Linked DNA regions of Homo sapiens: region 2 is linked to region 1. A link is an interaction called in ENCODE POLR2A ChIA-PET data of the cell type or tissue named here. Cell type or tissue: A673. All regions are shown on one strand.

Region 1 (8,000 bases):
TTTTTTTTTTGAGACGGAGTCTCACTCTGTCGCCCAGGCTGGAGTGCAATGGTGCACTCTTGGCTCACTGCAACCTCTGCCTCCTGGGTTCAAGCAATTCTCCTGCTTCAGCCTCCTGAGTAGCTGGGATTCCAGGTGTGCACCATCACACCCAACTAATTTTTGTATTTTTAGTAGAGACAGGGTTTCACTCTGTTGGTCAGGCTGGTCTTGAACTCCTGACCTCGTGATCCGTCCACCTTGGCCTCCGAAAGTGCTGGGGTTACAGGTGTGAGTCACCATACCCGGCCCACTCCCTCTTTTTTCAGAGAAAAAACTGGAACCTGAATGAGTGACCTTGTAAGTGAGTTGCTGGCAGTTTCTACCTTTGCAGAGACCAAGTTCTTCCATCTACATGGCCTTGTGTTGTCCTCCCAATACCCCAAGGCATGGATGTTTTCTTCATATTTCACATGAGGGAGGTGACTGTCTCAGAGAGGTACAGTGAGCAGACCAAAGTCTCAGAGCGTGAAGGGCTCAGCTTGAGTCCCTGCCCAGGGTGCTGTCAACCCGGAGGCTAGAAGAGCTTGTTCCTTGACAAAGCCTCAGATCTGAGTGCCCTGGGTTCCCCCTGGGCCATGACTTGGTTCCTTACATTGCTCTGTGTTGCAGAATTCATGCTGGACTGCACCGTGCCTCCCCCAGGGAGTGCAAAGATAGCCCTTGGAGGGGAATGATGGAGGAGGAGGCAATCAGGTAATGAGAGGCCATTCTGAGCTTGTGGGAATGTAGTGCCCCTGGTGAGGCTACAGGAAGAAAGTGAGCATCCCTGGGAATCTCACATGAGGAAGGCGAGACCAAATCCCTGTACTTACAAAATGATCTAGGAAATATGCCTCAGTTGGCAGGCATGATGACTTCTGAGCCCTTGTGTTTGATTCTGTAGAAGAAAAATATTTTCAAATATTAACTAGTGAAGTTTTACTTTTAGAGATATATATTTTTCTTTCAATTACTTCCACCATTAATATTAGACCATGAAGCTCATTTCTCTTGCCATAGGGAAGGCAGAACCTCAAAAAACTCAATGACACCAAAGAGTTATATTTATGCTTCTGCATTCCAATGTAGAGCATTGAAAGATGTGGAATTTAATTGCAAGGGCTAGTCTCTTCAAAGAGAAGTGGTTGCCTAATCCCCAAAATTCACAGCAATTATGTTGGCAAGTAATGTTTTAAAGCTTACATGGATTGTCTATTTTAACCTCACTATTATTGTTCCAGTCTTAAGGATGAGGAAGTTGATGCCCAGAGAGAGGTTAATTAGCTTGTCTAAGATCACTTAAGGTCACTTAGCTAAGAAGCCAGGATTTGAGCCCAGGTGTTTGGCTTTGAGCCCATGCTTAATCACTCTGCACATTATCTCATGCTGGGTATTCTGCTCATGGTAGGGAATACAGCAGGGAACAAGACTGCCAGGCTTCCCTCAAAGGGCTCATTGGTTGAGTCTTCCACTGTGAGTCTTTTGAAATTTCATATGGGCCTTGCAAAGCAGGAAAAAACAAGAGTACTTATTTTACTCATGAGAAAAAGAAAGTAAAAAAGAGGGAATTGTCTTACTCAAGGTCATAGAAAGACATAGTTGCAAGATGGGATTAGAAACCATATGTCTCATCAGCACCCTATGTCCTTTCTCTGCCCTGGGAGCACACTCCATTTAGCAGGCTTGCGGCTAGTGTTAATGTCTGGACAATTAATCAAAACTTCCTTTGGGCTGGATCTCCAGAGCCCAAGAACACTGGTGGCCAAAGGATGGTGTCTTGTGAAAGGAGGGCAAGCAAAAGTGTAGGACAAATTTTGCTTTGGGATTTTGGTTACACCTGCAGGTACAGTGTCCCTGGGATAAGGGTGGATTCTGGGTCGGGGGAAGGTCTGTGGATAAAGGCATTTGTGGGTGTGTTCAGAGAGGCAGAGTCAGAAATTCACGGATATGGTGATGGGATGTGGTGATTGGGAGGGGAGGAGGGCTTTTCTAATCAGGACTTTTATGGAAATTATCCTTGGTCAAGAGAAGGGGCATGTTGGCAACATGGCCACCAAGGAAAAAAAAAAAAAAGGAGAGATCCAGCACAGTTGCTGGTAAGGGACTCTTCTGCTGGGCTCCCACCAGCAGCTCTAGGATCAGACCTGGATATGAGATATCTCTTACCTGTTGCGCTTTTGAAATGTTTCTGATGAACAGACTATCCCACAGAAGGAGGAACAGCACTGAAATCCTTTCTCGCAATCTTCCTGCATTGTACACAGGTGAGTACAGTTTTCAGGTGCTGATATGCAGGGTGGAGGTTCCAAGATATACTCTGGAACACAGAACAAGTAAGAGAAGGGCCTCACCAACAGGCTGGAGTAATGTTCAGAACTCAGAAAGCCCAGGGAACTGCCAGGAAACCTGCCACCCTCATCTGCCTTGCATGGTTCCAGGGTGGTGGCATCAGGTTTTGTCCTCAGCTGCTGCCTTCCTCTGAGTTCTGAGCAGGGAAGCAGGGCATGGATATTTTTTGATCAAGAACAGAGTTTGGTAGAACCCTGCACCCATTGGTCATTCACCATCCTTGTAGTTCAGATGCCAAGCCCCCATTGACTATGGTTGTGTCCATATCAAGGGTATCAATGGTGTATGTGGTGAACAAGAAAGAGGTTTGTATGTTCGTTCTGCACTGATTCATTGTGTGGTCTTGAGCAAGTTGTAGAGCTTCTCATTAACAACATAGTTTACCCTGGGGTTAACCTAACATGGGTTATTTGTGTACAGGAAGAATGAGTGAAAGGTAAGTTTTGGTAAAGGATGAAGACCATGCATTAAACTGAAGGTACTGGATCAGAGAGCTGGGACCCAATTCACAAGTAAGTTCTGGGAGTGACTTCTTTCATGGTAAGAAGGGTGGGGATTTCAGAATGGCGTTCAAAGATTCAGCTTTTTTCTTCCTTGGTGTCTCTCGATCAGGAGGCCAGAGCACCAGGATGCCCCACTTTCTACTGTTAGAGAAGAATAAGCATCATTATGTTGACTTCCTATTTCCTCCCCTACCCCCAAGTATTTCAGTTCAAAGCTAAGACCTACCTGCCCTGGGAGAGTCTTCCCTAAGTCCACAACCCACAATCTCCTTTCTATTCCTGGACTCTAAAGATGGGCCCCATTAATCCCTTTCCCCAAGCCCTTCCAGGTCCTAATTTTTGTACCTTGTGATTCTCCCTTTCTTTGGGGGCAAAAGTCAAAAGTGGGGCATTCTATTGCAAATAGAGGAATTGTGGGTCTATTCCTCTGCAAATATTTGCAATTAGAAGGAAATCTATAGGATATTATGATGATTTGAAAGGAATGAATGAAGAAAGAGGTCATGACTATAACTGTAGTAGCAAATGGCACCAGAATTGGGGTAAAAGAAGCTGAGGTTCAAGCTGTTGACAATTTAACAGAGACCAATAACTAGTACTCACCCCTGGCCTCTCAGCTATTCTATAGCTCACTGGGGCACTGCAAGAAATTGGAACTAATCCACACTTTGAAGAGCTTGGGGCTCAACAGAGCAGTTTAGAGATAGACACCATGATCCAGAGATCTCAGAGAGGTCACCCTTTTCAAGTCTTGACCCCTCTTCTGGGTATCTGGTCCCAACTTCACTCACAGCATTTACCAGTCTTTTAGAAAGCCTCTTTGTGCCTTTCCTCAAATTCTGATTCTCCAATTAACTCTACCCTGGGCACTCCTATTTTCTTGTAGCTTGCTTAGTCCCTCTTAGTCCTACAAACCTGCATGCCTTTTCTGAAACTTCTTAAGCAGGACCTAGCCTCCCCAGACACATGAGCTACCACACTTATCCCTCTTCTGAGCCGCCAGTATTCTGAAGATGTTTTCCCCATAGAAGAGTGGATGTATGATGAATAACAGTTCTTTTCCCACTTGGTATTGGTTAAGGTCAACATTACTAGAGCCAGAGCTCTTTTGAGTTGAGCTGGGCAGTGGTGGCTGCTGAGATGGACTCTACACTGTCCCATTGATGCTAATTACCGGTAATTGTACAGTACCTCTGGAGTTTGAAAATGTGGAATAAAAGGCAAGACTTCCTTTCCCTCCTTCCCAAAACATCCTCCAAGGCCAAGGTTATGTAGATTCTAGCTTGAGTTCTACCAACTTCGTTGTCTCTCTGTTTTATTGCTTGAAAAGTGAGTCCAAGCATCCATGAAGGAGCCACGGGCAGCAAGACTAAGCTGGATGATGAGGCTGATCACATTTACAGCATTTAATATTACTGAGCATTTACCATGGTTTAGTAAGAGTGAGCTATGTCTGCATGCATTATCTGTTCTCCTCCTGTATTCATTATAAGGATAAAAACCTGAGGCCCAGATACTATGCCCAAGGTCACTCAGCAACAGAGCAGGGATTCAAACCTAGATCTTGCCAACAATAAAGCTTGGGCCCTTGAACATGACACGGTATTTTTCCAAGAGGTGTGACAGACTGTCAGCCCTCAGATCCTCTCCTATCCACACATGTTACTTCCCTCCTTGGGCCCAGATCCAGCACCTACTCAGAACACGCTGCTTGGGACTCCCAGGCACCAGCTGCAGTGCTAGGCAGAACACCACCAGGAACTGGAGAGGCAGCACAGGCTTCATGGTGTCAGTGGGATGGGTGAGTAAGTTCTGGCCAAGGGTTGCTGGGTTTGACCAGGCACTGCTGTGAGGAGAAGAGAAGGAAAGAGGGCAAAGTGGAGGCCCAGTGTGACTAGCCTTTCACCGTGTACTCCAATCAAAACCGGCAGGGCAGGAATCCAAGCACCTCCCAATCACACCCACTCCAGGGTCACGTAGTGTTTTCATATCCTCCTTTATTCCCCTAATCTTGACCTTGCTATCTCTTTCATCTGTATCTAGATCTTATTCATGTCCCTTAACATTTTTTTATAATTTTCCCCTGTGGAAATTGTACATGTTATATTTATTCACAGAGGATTGAATTTTTTTTTTTTTTTTTTGAGATGATGGAGTCTGGCTCTGTCACCCAGGCTGGAGTGCAGTGGTGCGATCTCTGCTCACTGCAGCCTCTTCCTCCCAGGTTCAAGCAATTCTTGTGTCTCAGACTCCTGAGTTGCTGGGATTACAGGCGTGTACCACCATGTCCAGCTAATTTTTGTATTTTTAGTAGAGATGGGGTTTCACTGTGTTATCCAGGCTAGTCTTGAACTCCTGACCTCAGGTGATCTGCCCTCCTCAGCCTCTCAAAGTGCTAGGATTACAGGTGTGAGCCACCGCGCCTGGTCTGAGGCTTGAAGTTTTTAAAAGGAAATTGTAAATGTTATCATAACTTTTCAACTAATTCCTTTTGTTTACTGCTAATGTAGAGAAGTTAACTTTCCAGTTTGCTCAAAAATCTCCACCATGACAATTATTTGACCTCACTGAAACCAATAAACATTGACTCTTCACTTCCCTATTTCGTAGTCCTCCCCTATAGGCGTTTACTTTTCTTTCTATCAATGTAGGACTCAGAACCTGTCATTTAAATCTCCTTGCTTGAATCTACCTACAAAAACTGCAACCCTGAATGAATCCAACCATCAATTTCATTGAAGCTTGAACCTAGGCAGATAATTGTTGCTGGGGGAAAATAACTCAACTGGGCTACTAAACAGCACAATAGATGCACCATCACCAAACCAAAAAGGGTCTGGCAATCTTACTAAGTTTCTTCAGTAAGCCAGTGTTCCCACTTTCTACAAATACTATTTCAAACTTGCTTTCCTCTCTTTAAAGCTTGGATCTTTTCTTCTTTCCACAAATTTGTAACTAGTTAGCTTGCTAAATTCTCCCATTGTTTATTATGGTTTCTTTGTGTGTTCTCTTCAGTGTTTATCATAGGCAAATAAGCAGTTATAGTTTTCTTCTTCAAACTTTATGCCATTTTTAATGCCTCACTGTGCTCGCTAGGCCCTTGAGTACATCATATGTAAGTGGTGATAGTGTGTATTTTTGTCTGATACCTGATTTAAAATGAAAACTTCTTGTTTCCCCTTTTAGAATTGTCTCCACTTTAGGTTTCTCATAAGTACCCTCTATCAGGTTTAGAAATTTTTCTTTCATTCCTAACAAGAAATTTTAAATTAGTTTATGTCAGATTATATGTATTGCTTTTTTCTATGTATATTGAGATGATAACATTTTTATATCCTTTAATCTGTTAATGCAGTGAACATTCAGATTTTCAAACATTAAGCCATTTCTATGGTAATATAAGGTGATCATTGAATATTATCATTTTTATATTGTTTGGTTTAGTTTGCTATTTTTAAGGTATTTTACATCTATGTTCATAATGAACTGGGCCTGTAACTTGTCTTTCTCATATTGTCCTTGCTTGGTTTCATAGCAAGTTTATGCTGACTTCATAGGATGTGCTGAGTAGCAGCCCTTCTTTATCAATTCTCTATAAATTCTTGATTTAAGATAATTAGTTACTTGAACTCTCAACTCTGTTTTTCTTGCACGAATATACCCATTTGCACCTTGTTGTTTTCATTTAACAATATATCCTGAAAACTGCTCTCCAGTAGTTCATAACAATTTTTCCTCTATTACAGCTGCATTTGACATACACCTTAGTCATATAGCCAGTCTCCTATATTTGGGCATTTAGGTAGTTTCCAAGATTTTGCTATTATAAATAATGCTGCAATGAACAATTATGCATAATTTTCTGTATTGTTGGAGGTATAATATCAGTAAATTTCTAAAAGTGTGATCATTGGTTAAAAGGATAAATGCACGGCTGGGTGCGGTGGCTCACGCCTGTAATCCCAGCACTTTGGGAGGCTGAGGAGGGCAGATCATGATGTCAGGAGTTCGAGACCAGCCTGGTCAACATGGTGAAACCCCATCTCTACTAAAAATACAAAAATTAGATGGGCGTGGTGGCACATGCCTGTAGTCCCAGCTACTCAGGAGGCTGAGGCAGAAGAATCGCTTGAACCCGGGAGGCAGAGGTTGCAGTGAGCCAAGATCAAGCCACTGCACTCCAGCCTGGGTGACAGAGCTAGACTTTGTCTCAAAAGAGAAAAAAGAGGATAAATGCACATATAGTTTGGCTAGATATTGCCGATTTCTACTTCATAAAGATTATACCTTTTTGTAATGCCACCAACAATGTGACTGTGCACGTTTCCTACAGTCTCACTAACAGAACGTGTTGTCATGCTTTTGAATTTTTTCCAAAACAATTGGGTAGGAAATGTTATTTCTGTAGTTTTTGAGGTTCATTTACTATGTAGCATGCACCAGTACTTCATTCCATTTTATGGGTGAATAATACTCCATTGTATATATATATATCACAATTGTTTATCCATTCATCTGTTGATGGACATTTCAGCTGTTTCCTTGCTTTGGCAATTGCAAATAATGCAGCTATGAACATTTGTAGATGAATATTTTTTTGAGTATATATTTTTAACTCATTTGGGTAAATATTTGGGAGTAGAACTGCTGGGTCATATGTTTAACTTTGTATGTTTACTTTTTTGAGGAAACTCCAAACTCTTCCCACAGCGGCTGAACAATTTAATACTTCTATCAGCTATGCACGAGGGTTCCAATTTCTCCACATGCTTGTCAGCACTTATTATTTTCCTTTTTAGAAATTATAGCCAGTCAAAAAATGTGAAGTGGTATCTCATGGTTTTTATTTGTATTTCCCTAATAACTAATGATGTTGAGCATTTCTTTCTTCTTCTTCTTCCCCCTCCCCCTCCTTCTCCTCCTTCTTCTTTTTTTTTTTTTTAGATGGATTCTCACTCTGTCGCCCAGGCTGGAGTGCAGTGGTGTGATCTCAGCTCACTGCAACCTCCACCTCCTGGGTTCAAGCGATTCTCCTGCCTCAGCCTCCTGAGTAGCTGGGATTACAGGCGCCTGCCACCCACACCTGACAAATTTTTGTATTTTTAGTAGAGACAGGGTTTCACCATG
Region 2 (8,000 bases), 440 kb before region 1:
GTTCAATGAAAGCACAGACTTGCCAGGCCCTGGTACAACAGAGGATGCTTGGCAAATGTTACCCTTTCCCTCCAAAAACTGGAGGCAAAGGACCTAGTTGGGATGGAACTCTACATGGGAAGAGGTAAGGGAGGGCTGAAAGAATGAGACAAAGCTCCCATGCCAGGCGTAGTGGCTCAAGCCTGTAATCCCAGCACTTTGGGAGGCCGAGGTGGGTGGATCACCTGAGGTCAGGAGTTCAAGACCAGCTGGCCAACATGGTGAAACCCTGTCTCTACTAAAAATAGAAAAATTAGCCAGGTGTGGTGGTGTGCACCTGTAATCCCAGCTTCCCAGGAGGATGAGGCAGGAGGTATCGCTTCAACCGGGGAGGCGGAGGTTGCAGTGGGCCAAGATTGTGCCGCTGCACTCCAGCCTGGGCAACAGAGCGAGACTCCGACTCAAAAAAAAAAAGGGCTTCTGGTACTGGAGTCCATTGAAGCATCGGGGAGCCCAGGGACAGATAAAAATGTCTCCGCCGCCTTCCTGGCCCCGTAGAAAGAGCTTAGAGTCACAGGGCAGGTGCGCAAGGGCAGACCTCAAACTTCCCAGATCAGTGGTGTTGCAGCAGCTTCCCTGCACAAGGACCGGAGCCTGGGACTGGAGGTGCCAGATCCTCAAGGCTTGGTATGAGCTTGTTGAGGGGGTAACTCTCAGATGCTGCTGGTAGCTAGAGGGCTGGAGTCTAGCTTGGGCAGCTAACTGAATCTGGGGTTATGCCAGATCTGTGTGTGAGCAGAGGTTTGGGGGATGTCTGCACTAGAGAATGAACCCTGAATTTGGGGCTGGCTCTTGTAAAGCTCCAACCTCAAGATTCGGCAGATCTATTAGGTGGGTGCAAAAGTGAATGTGGTTGTTGCCATTCCTTCCAATGGCAAAAATCGCATGGATGCTGTGAAAGCTGAGATGGACCGCAAGCCCGTCTATGAGCCCACGCCTGCGAGAGATCAGAATTTGAGGTAAGCCATGAATTTGGAGCGCCCTCACAGTGAACCTCAAAATCTTGGAGTATCTGTGAGCTTATGTACGGGGGTCATCTGAATCTGGATGTGAACTCACATCCAAGGAATGGGGTCTGTTTGGGAACCCAGTTTATGGGGGCCACACCAGTCCTAGAGGTGTGTTTGGGAAGGACGCGGGCCTCTCAGGGCAGTAAGGAGTGACTCTATGGCAGATCCCGAGCAGCTAGTGAAGACCCAGTTCCCCATCGTTTTGATCATCCTGCACCCCTCTTTCAATGCACACAGTCCTCATAACCTTGGTCTCACCACTGCCCACCATCCTGTCCTCCCACCCCCAGGTCTACTCTGAATTGCTACCTCTCAGGGAATTACAGTTGCTGAACTCCAAGTCTCAGGTGCGCTCACATTCCTTCCCTGGGGCAAGAAGAGTCAAGGGATGAGGGGAGAAAGAGCCCGCCATTCCCTCCTCCTCCGACAGCGTAAATCCTCCCCAAATCGCCCTTCAGGGCCCAGGAAAAGCAGATCCGATTCTTGGGGAGCTTGGAGGCCTGCTGCCTTATCTAAGTCTCTGGAACAAGCATTTTGCATTTATTTCCCCAAATGTGTTGCCGAATTGCGTTCCAGCCCATGGCTCCCAGCCATCTGCAGAGAGAAATCCAGTTAGACCTTGTATAATAAGTTCCTGACAATCTTGCTGAGGATGCTGGGTCATAAAAGTCTCCTGGTTTTATCGCCGGTAACAGACACGGAGTGAAATTGAGTTGTCTTATCAAATTTAGATAATATATATCCCTCTAGAGTAGCAGGCTCTGCATGGGGCTTTCATGGTATGAGCCCAGGAGGGGGATAGGGAGTGGCAGAGTGTTCCTGGGGATGTGGCTCAGGGTGGGGGCCGTCCTGGAAAGCCTGGCAGGACTGACAGGCAGCAGGGTAGGGTTACTAGCATCCCAGGTTTCGATGTCAACAAGACCTGGATTACAAACCTGTGTCTATCATTCCCATGCTGAGTGAACTTGGAAAATTTACTTTACTGCTGAGGGCCTTGGTTTCCTCATCTGTAAAGCAGGCAGATGCCTGCCCCCTTGATTATTGTGAAATGTAAACAAGATGCTACATGCAACAGGCTTAGCCCAGTGCTTGGCATGTAGTGAGCACTCAATACATGTTGTCTGTGGACTGGACATGGCAGCTCACACCTGTAATCCCAAGGCAGGAGGATCGCTTGAGGGCAGGCAGGAGGATCGCTTGAGGCCAGGAGTTTGAGACCAGCCTGCACAACACAGGGAGACTCTGTTACTACCAAAAAATAAAAATACAAAATTAGCCAGGCATGGTGGCCTGTGCCTATAGTCCCAGTTACTAGGGAGGCTAAGGCAGGAGGATCACCTGAGTCCAGGAGGTCAAGGCTGCAGTGAGCTATGATCACACCACTGCACTCCAGCCTGGGTGATACAGCAAGACCTGTCTTAAAAAAAAAAAAAAAAACTCTGTAATTTGGGAATGGGAGAAAAATACTCTCTGGTCCATTCTCTTCCCATTTTACCGGTGGAGAAACTGAAGCTCAGAGAGGGAGTGGACATGGATGGTGGTCACACAGGCAGGCGGGGTTCTCAGTCTCTGCTTCAGGGCTGAGCAATCCCAACTGACTGCCCCCGCAATCAGGCCTTCTGCAAGAGGCTGGAAGTTGCCCTTTCCTGCCTCTGCTTAAAGTCCTGCCATCCAGTGCCTTGCCCAGGAAATGGACATACACGGTAGGAAGCCTGGGTCCCTTGGCTCCAGGAATGGACTCTCAGGACATTGCCAGTGCCGGGCTTCTCTAGGGCTCCCCAGCTGGTCCTGGGAAGCTTGTCTCACTGTCCCAGGAGGGGACGATCGTACCAGAATTGACCTACTTTTCTCCCACAGCCAAGATGCCTCTCTCTGGCAACTTCACACTTTGGTTTACATACCTCCAGTGATGTAGAGATCGTTACCTTACCAGGCAATCATTCCGTTTCCCTATCTTGGACTTAAGACAACCCCAAATCTTCTGACTTCCAAGCTAAGACTCATTCATTCTAGAACCACACCCTGCCACCACAACTTTCTTTCAGCAAGGCCTGAGTATGTGTGAGCCTGCCTGTGTGTTGGTGGGTTTCTCTGTGTGTTCCGCACTGTGAGCTCTGAAGGGAGAGGAAATGAACTGGTAACAGTTCTGTATCCCCAGGACTCAGGGCCTGGCACACAGTAGGCACTCAAAAAAAAAAAAGAAACAGTCACACAATAGCTAACCTTTACTGAGCACTCCGTGTCAGGCATGAATTCCATGTGCTAATTTATTTAATCATTATAATAACCCTGGGATGCAGTTACCATTATCTCCAGTTTACAGAGAGGCAACCTGAGGCAGAGAGAGGTGAGATAACTTGCCCAAGGTCACACAGCCAAGACACGGTAAAGCCAGGATTTGAATGGTGAGAGTCCAGAGCGGTTATTCATACCTCCCAGGTGAAGATTATTTGGAATTAAAAAAGGGAAGGGGAAAAAGGAAGGGCAGACCCAGGTAAGTATCTCTGTCTCCCCCAAATAGCCCGGCTTCTGGAGGGCAGGAAACATATATTACTCATCTCTCTCTCTCCCAGAATCTAGTACAGTGCTTGGCAAACATTAGTGGCCAGTAAACAAGAAATGTTTATTGAATGAATGTTTAAGCCAGGCATGGTAGCTCACACTTGTAATCCCAGGACTTTGGGAGGCTGAGGCAGGAGGATTGCTTGCATCCAGGAGTTCGAGACCAGCCTGGGTAACATAGAGAGATCTTGTCTCTACAAAAAATGAAAAATTAGCCAGGCATGGTGATGCACACCAGTAATCCCAGCTCCTCAGGAGGCTGCTGGGGAGAGAGGGGTCTCAAGGCTGCAGCAAGTCGTAATCGTGCCACTGCACTCAGCCTGGGTGACACAGTGAGACCCTGTCCTCAAAAAAAAAAGAAAAGAAAAAAGAAAAAAAATCACACATGAATGTTTATACATCATAGGCATATTTTTCTCCCCCACTATCCCTAGAGCCCTTGAGGATCAGGAACTGAACTATCTTCATCTCTGTAGAGCTGCCACTAGCCCATTCTGTGTGAATTAGAAAAAGGTACCCCCTCTGGGCAGGCAAAATCCTGTGGATTCAGCTTGGCAAGCTAATGACCCGTTGCGCAAAGAAAATAAAAATCCCCCTTGCCTGGTGCCAGGGGTCCCAGGTTGACAGGGGGAGCCCCCACTCTCCTGCAGGTGCACCTTTGTGCAGCACACAACTTGAAAGGCTGTCCATGGAAATTCTGCTATGGCTTCCAGGGGCCCAGCACTAAGCCTGACCATGCAACAGGCATCGCGTTTGTTGAACGGCTGTTTGCAGTATTCACCTTTCTTCTACCCTATTTCACCCGCAGCCAGTCTGAGCCCCAAGAGAGTGATTGGTGGAAGAGCCACCAGCTGGGTATGATGTGGCCACAGTGCTGATGGGGGAGTTCGCAGACGTAAAAGGGGACAGGCAGGGTCAGGCATAATTGGTAAATATTTGTCTATCTAATCAGAGGGCCTTTTAATTAGCAATTTCATCCTTGCAACTGGTTTATTTTTTTTTCTTTCTGCGGGAAGTCAATTAAATGTAACAGATGGAGGAAAACATGGGGGTTTCCTTGTCTCCCACCATCTGTCCCATCCCATTCCACCCCCAGCTGTGCCCAAACCTCATTGGTGGGGCTGCCTGCCAGTTGCCAGAGAAGGGCAGTGCTAGGGGACATAAACAAAGGCAGGATTCCTGACCCCCGGGAAGCCCTCTTTGGTCTCTCTGGCCACCCTACACATGCAGGCTGATCCTGCCTGCACAGCCTATGACTCCAGGGTCCTAAGATCCTTTGCCAACAAGGTATCTCTTTCTGCCTGATCCAGTAGTATAGGGTCTGGTTGCCTTTATTTGAGCTCCCATGACAGGCCTGACAAGGGCCCGCATGCAGAAGAGACTCTTGTCTAGCTCAACAAACCTTTATTGAGGGTCTGCTTTCTGCCAGGCAATGTGTTGGGCGCTAGATACATAAATCAAATAGTCCCGGCCCTGCGGGAGTGTGTAACACATTGGGGAAGACGTTTTTCCATTCATTTATTCTTTCAATATTTATTAAACAGCATGTGCATCAAGCTCTGTGCTAGGCCCTGGGGACGCAATGATGAATCCAACAGGTCCCTGACTTTCAATAACTCAGTAAGCAGAGGACACAGGCCAGTAAAGTCATGCATTCAATACGTATTTATTGAGTGTCTGTGTGAGCCAGGCACTCTTCTGGCTGTTGGGGACACAGCAGTGAACAGCACAAAGTCCTTGTCCTTTCTAGTAGGGGGAAAGACAATCAACAGATGGATGTATAACGGCAGGGGTGATCCGTGATGTGAAGAAAAAATAGTCAAACAGCCATCATTTGGAGTTGTATGGAATCTTTTTTTTTTTTTTTTTTTTTTTTTTTTTGCGACAGAGTCTCACTCTGTTGCCCAGGCTGGAGTGCAGTGATGCAATCTCGGCTCACTGCAACCTCTGCCTCTGGAGTTGAAGCGATTCTCCTGCCTCAGCCTCCTGAGTAGCTGGGACTACAGGGGTGCGCCACCACACCCAGCTAGCGTTGTATGCAATCTAACTGAGCTCTGCAAGTATCCAGATTCCTTGGCATGGCCTATGAGGGCCCTGATCCCCAGGCTCCGGCTTTCTCTCTAGGACCGTTTCTCAGCACTCACCACCTTCTGGGCTGTGTTCCAGCCACACCCACCTTCTGAGGATTCCTCCAACTTGCTGCGCGCTGTCTTGAGGCTTTCGCCCAGACTGTTCCCTCCATCTGGGGCACTCCTCCCCTCTTCTTTGCCTGGCCAACTACTCAGCTGAAGCGTCCCTTTCTGGGGAAGCCTTCTCTGATCTCTCAGGCTGTGTTAGGTTCTTCTACTGCATTCCTGCAGCCCAGTGTGGGTGTGGCAGGTCCTCATCTGTCTCCTCACCCTGTCTGGGAGCCAGCCAAGGCCCCAGACCATATCTGTCTTAGTCCTCTGCACTGTCTCACCAGCACCAAGCTCAGTGCCTGGCACATGCCCCATCCCCTATCAAGCCCACCTATATTGACTTGGGTTCAACCAGATGAAGAAAAGGAGAAGGGACATCCCAGGGAGGGCCCAAAATTTGCAAAGACAAAGCAGCTTGAAAGATTCCTAAGTGTTCCAGAAATAGGGATAAGGTCAACATAGTCATTTTAAAAAGGGCAGCACACGAAGCTAGAGTTAAGCATAGGTCTTCAATGTTAAACTAGGATGTCTGCAGTTTATCCTTATAAGCCTACAAACCAACTTCAGTCATTCACATGAGTCTTCTATGACTTTGCCAAAGATCCATGTGTCCCTGTACTGGGGCTGTTGGCCTTTTTCTTTAAATTATCATTTTTCTTCACTTTATTTTTATAACAGCTTTATTGAGATATAATTCACATAGTATAAAATTCACCCTTTTTTTATTGAGACAGGGTCTCACTCTGTCACCCAGGCTGGAGTGCAGTAGTACAATCATGGCTTACTACAGCCTTGGCCTCCTGGGCTCAAGTGATCCTCCTGCCTCAGTCTTCCAAGTAGCTGGAACTACAGGTGTGAGCCAGCATGCCCAGCTAATTTTTGTATTTTTTTGTAGAGATGAGGTGTTGCTATGTTGTCCAGGCTGGTCTCAAACTCCTGGCCTCAAACAACCCTCCCTCCTCAGCCTTCCAAAGTGCTGGGGTCACAGGCATGAGCCACCAAGCCCGGCCAAATTCACCCTTTTAAAATGTATAATTCAGTGGTTTTTAGTATATTCACAGAGTCATGCAAGCACCACTGCTATTGAATTTCAGAACATTTCTCATTTCCTCCAAAAAGAAATCCTGTACCTTTTATCAGCCTCTTCCCATTCTTCCCTACCCCAGCCCCTGGAAACCACTGACTTTTTTTTCTCTGGATTTGTCCATTCTGGACATTTCATATAAATGGAATCATACAATAGGTGACCTTTCGTGAATGTCTTCTCTCAATTAGCACACGGTTTTCAAGATTCCCCATGTTGCAGCCTGTGTCAGTACTCCATCTCTTTTTATGGCCAAATGCTATTCCATTGTATGTACATACCACATTTTGTTCAGCCATTCATCCATTGACAGACATTTGAGTTTTTTCTACTTCTTGACTATTTTTAAATAATGCTACTATCGATATTTGTGTACAAGTATTTGTATGGACGTATGTTGTCATTTTTCTTGGGTATATACCAAGCAAAGGAATTGCTGGGTCATGTGACAACACCAAGTTTAACTTTTTGAGGAACTGATGGACTATTTCCTAAGTGGCTGCACCATTTTACAATCCCACCAGTGATGTACAAGCATTCCAATTTCACCAGGTTTAGCCGTTCTAGTAAAGTGATAATCACATTGTAGTTTGAAATGCAATGGTATCTCATTGTGGTTTTGATTTGTGTTTCCCTAATGACTAATGATGTTGAGCATCTTTTCATGTGCTTATTGGCAATTTGTATGTCTTCTTTGGAGAAATGTCTGTTCAAATTCTCTGCTCATGTTTTCATTGTATTTGTCTTTTTATTGTTGAGTTATAAGAGTTCCTTATATATTCAAGTCTCTTATCAGAATTTTTTTTTGCTTTATTCTTAAAAGGAAACCTATGTCACCATCTAAAATGGAAAAAAAAGTGACACCTGTCATACATCAAAGGTAACTGTAAAAAATACAACTCATTAATTCAATCAGCAAATAATAATCATCTTCTATGATTCAGGTACCATTCTTGGCACTGAAAATACAGCAATGAACAAGACAGGTAACATTCCTTCTTATGTGGAGTTTGTAATTATATGGAGGAAAGCAAAAAAAAAAACCTGTCATGCTCAGCAAAAAGCAAGAAGAGAGGGATGCAGTGGTGTCTGGAGTGGCTTTATTGTTGAGTACTCAGGGAAGGC

What was found. ChIA-PET counts read pairs that join two places held together with the same protein. Peaks named below come from ENCODE experiments on the same cell type or tissue, not always from the same donor. Only the 100,000 strongest peaks of a DNase experiment are listed, where the experiment ranks them.
Region 2: POLR2A ChIA-PET joins it to region 1 with 11 read pairs; 3 of 35 experiments call an interaction of 5 or more read pairs at or near these places.

What each region holds. Positions count from the first base shown.
Region 1 is chr20:45,698,782-45,706,781 of GRCh38, reverse strand. WFDC10B (WAP four-disulfide core domain 10B) reads left to right here and starts at 1,763. Exons shown (of 4, transcript NM_172006.2): 1 at 1,763-1,864; 2 at 2,221-2,285. WFDC13 (WAP four-disulfide core domain 13) reads right to left here and starts at 4,744. Exons shown (of 4, transcript NM_172005.2): 1 at 4,571-4,744; 2 at 2,188-2,338; 3 at 855-919. The coding sequence starts at 4,658. The coding sequence ends at 877. It overlaps MIR3617 (microRNA 3617), which reads left to right and starts at 1,602; the gene lies at 1,602-1,680. In A673, no CTCF peak of the experiment used is centred here; no DNase peak of the experiment used is centred here; H3K27me3 peaks cover 1,264 bases.
Region 2 is chr20:46,142,614-46,150,613 of GRCh38, reverse strand. No RefSeq gene overlaps it. Among named protein-coding and RNA genes, the nearest start is that of CD40, 28 kb to the right of the region's middle. In A673, no CTCF peak of the experiment used is centred here; no DNase peak of the experiment used is centred here; H3K27me3 peaks cover 382 bases.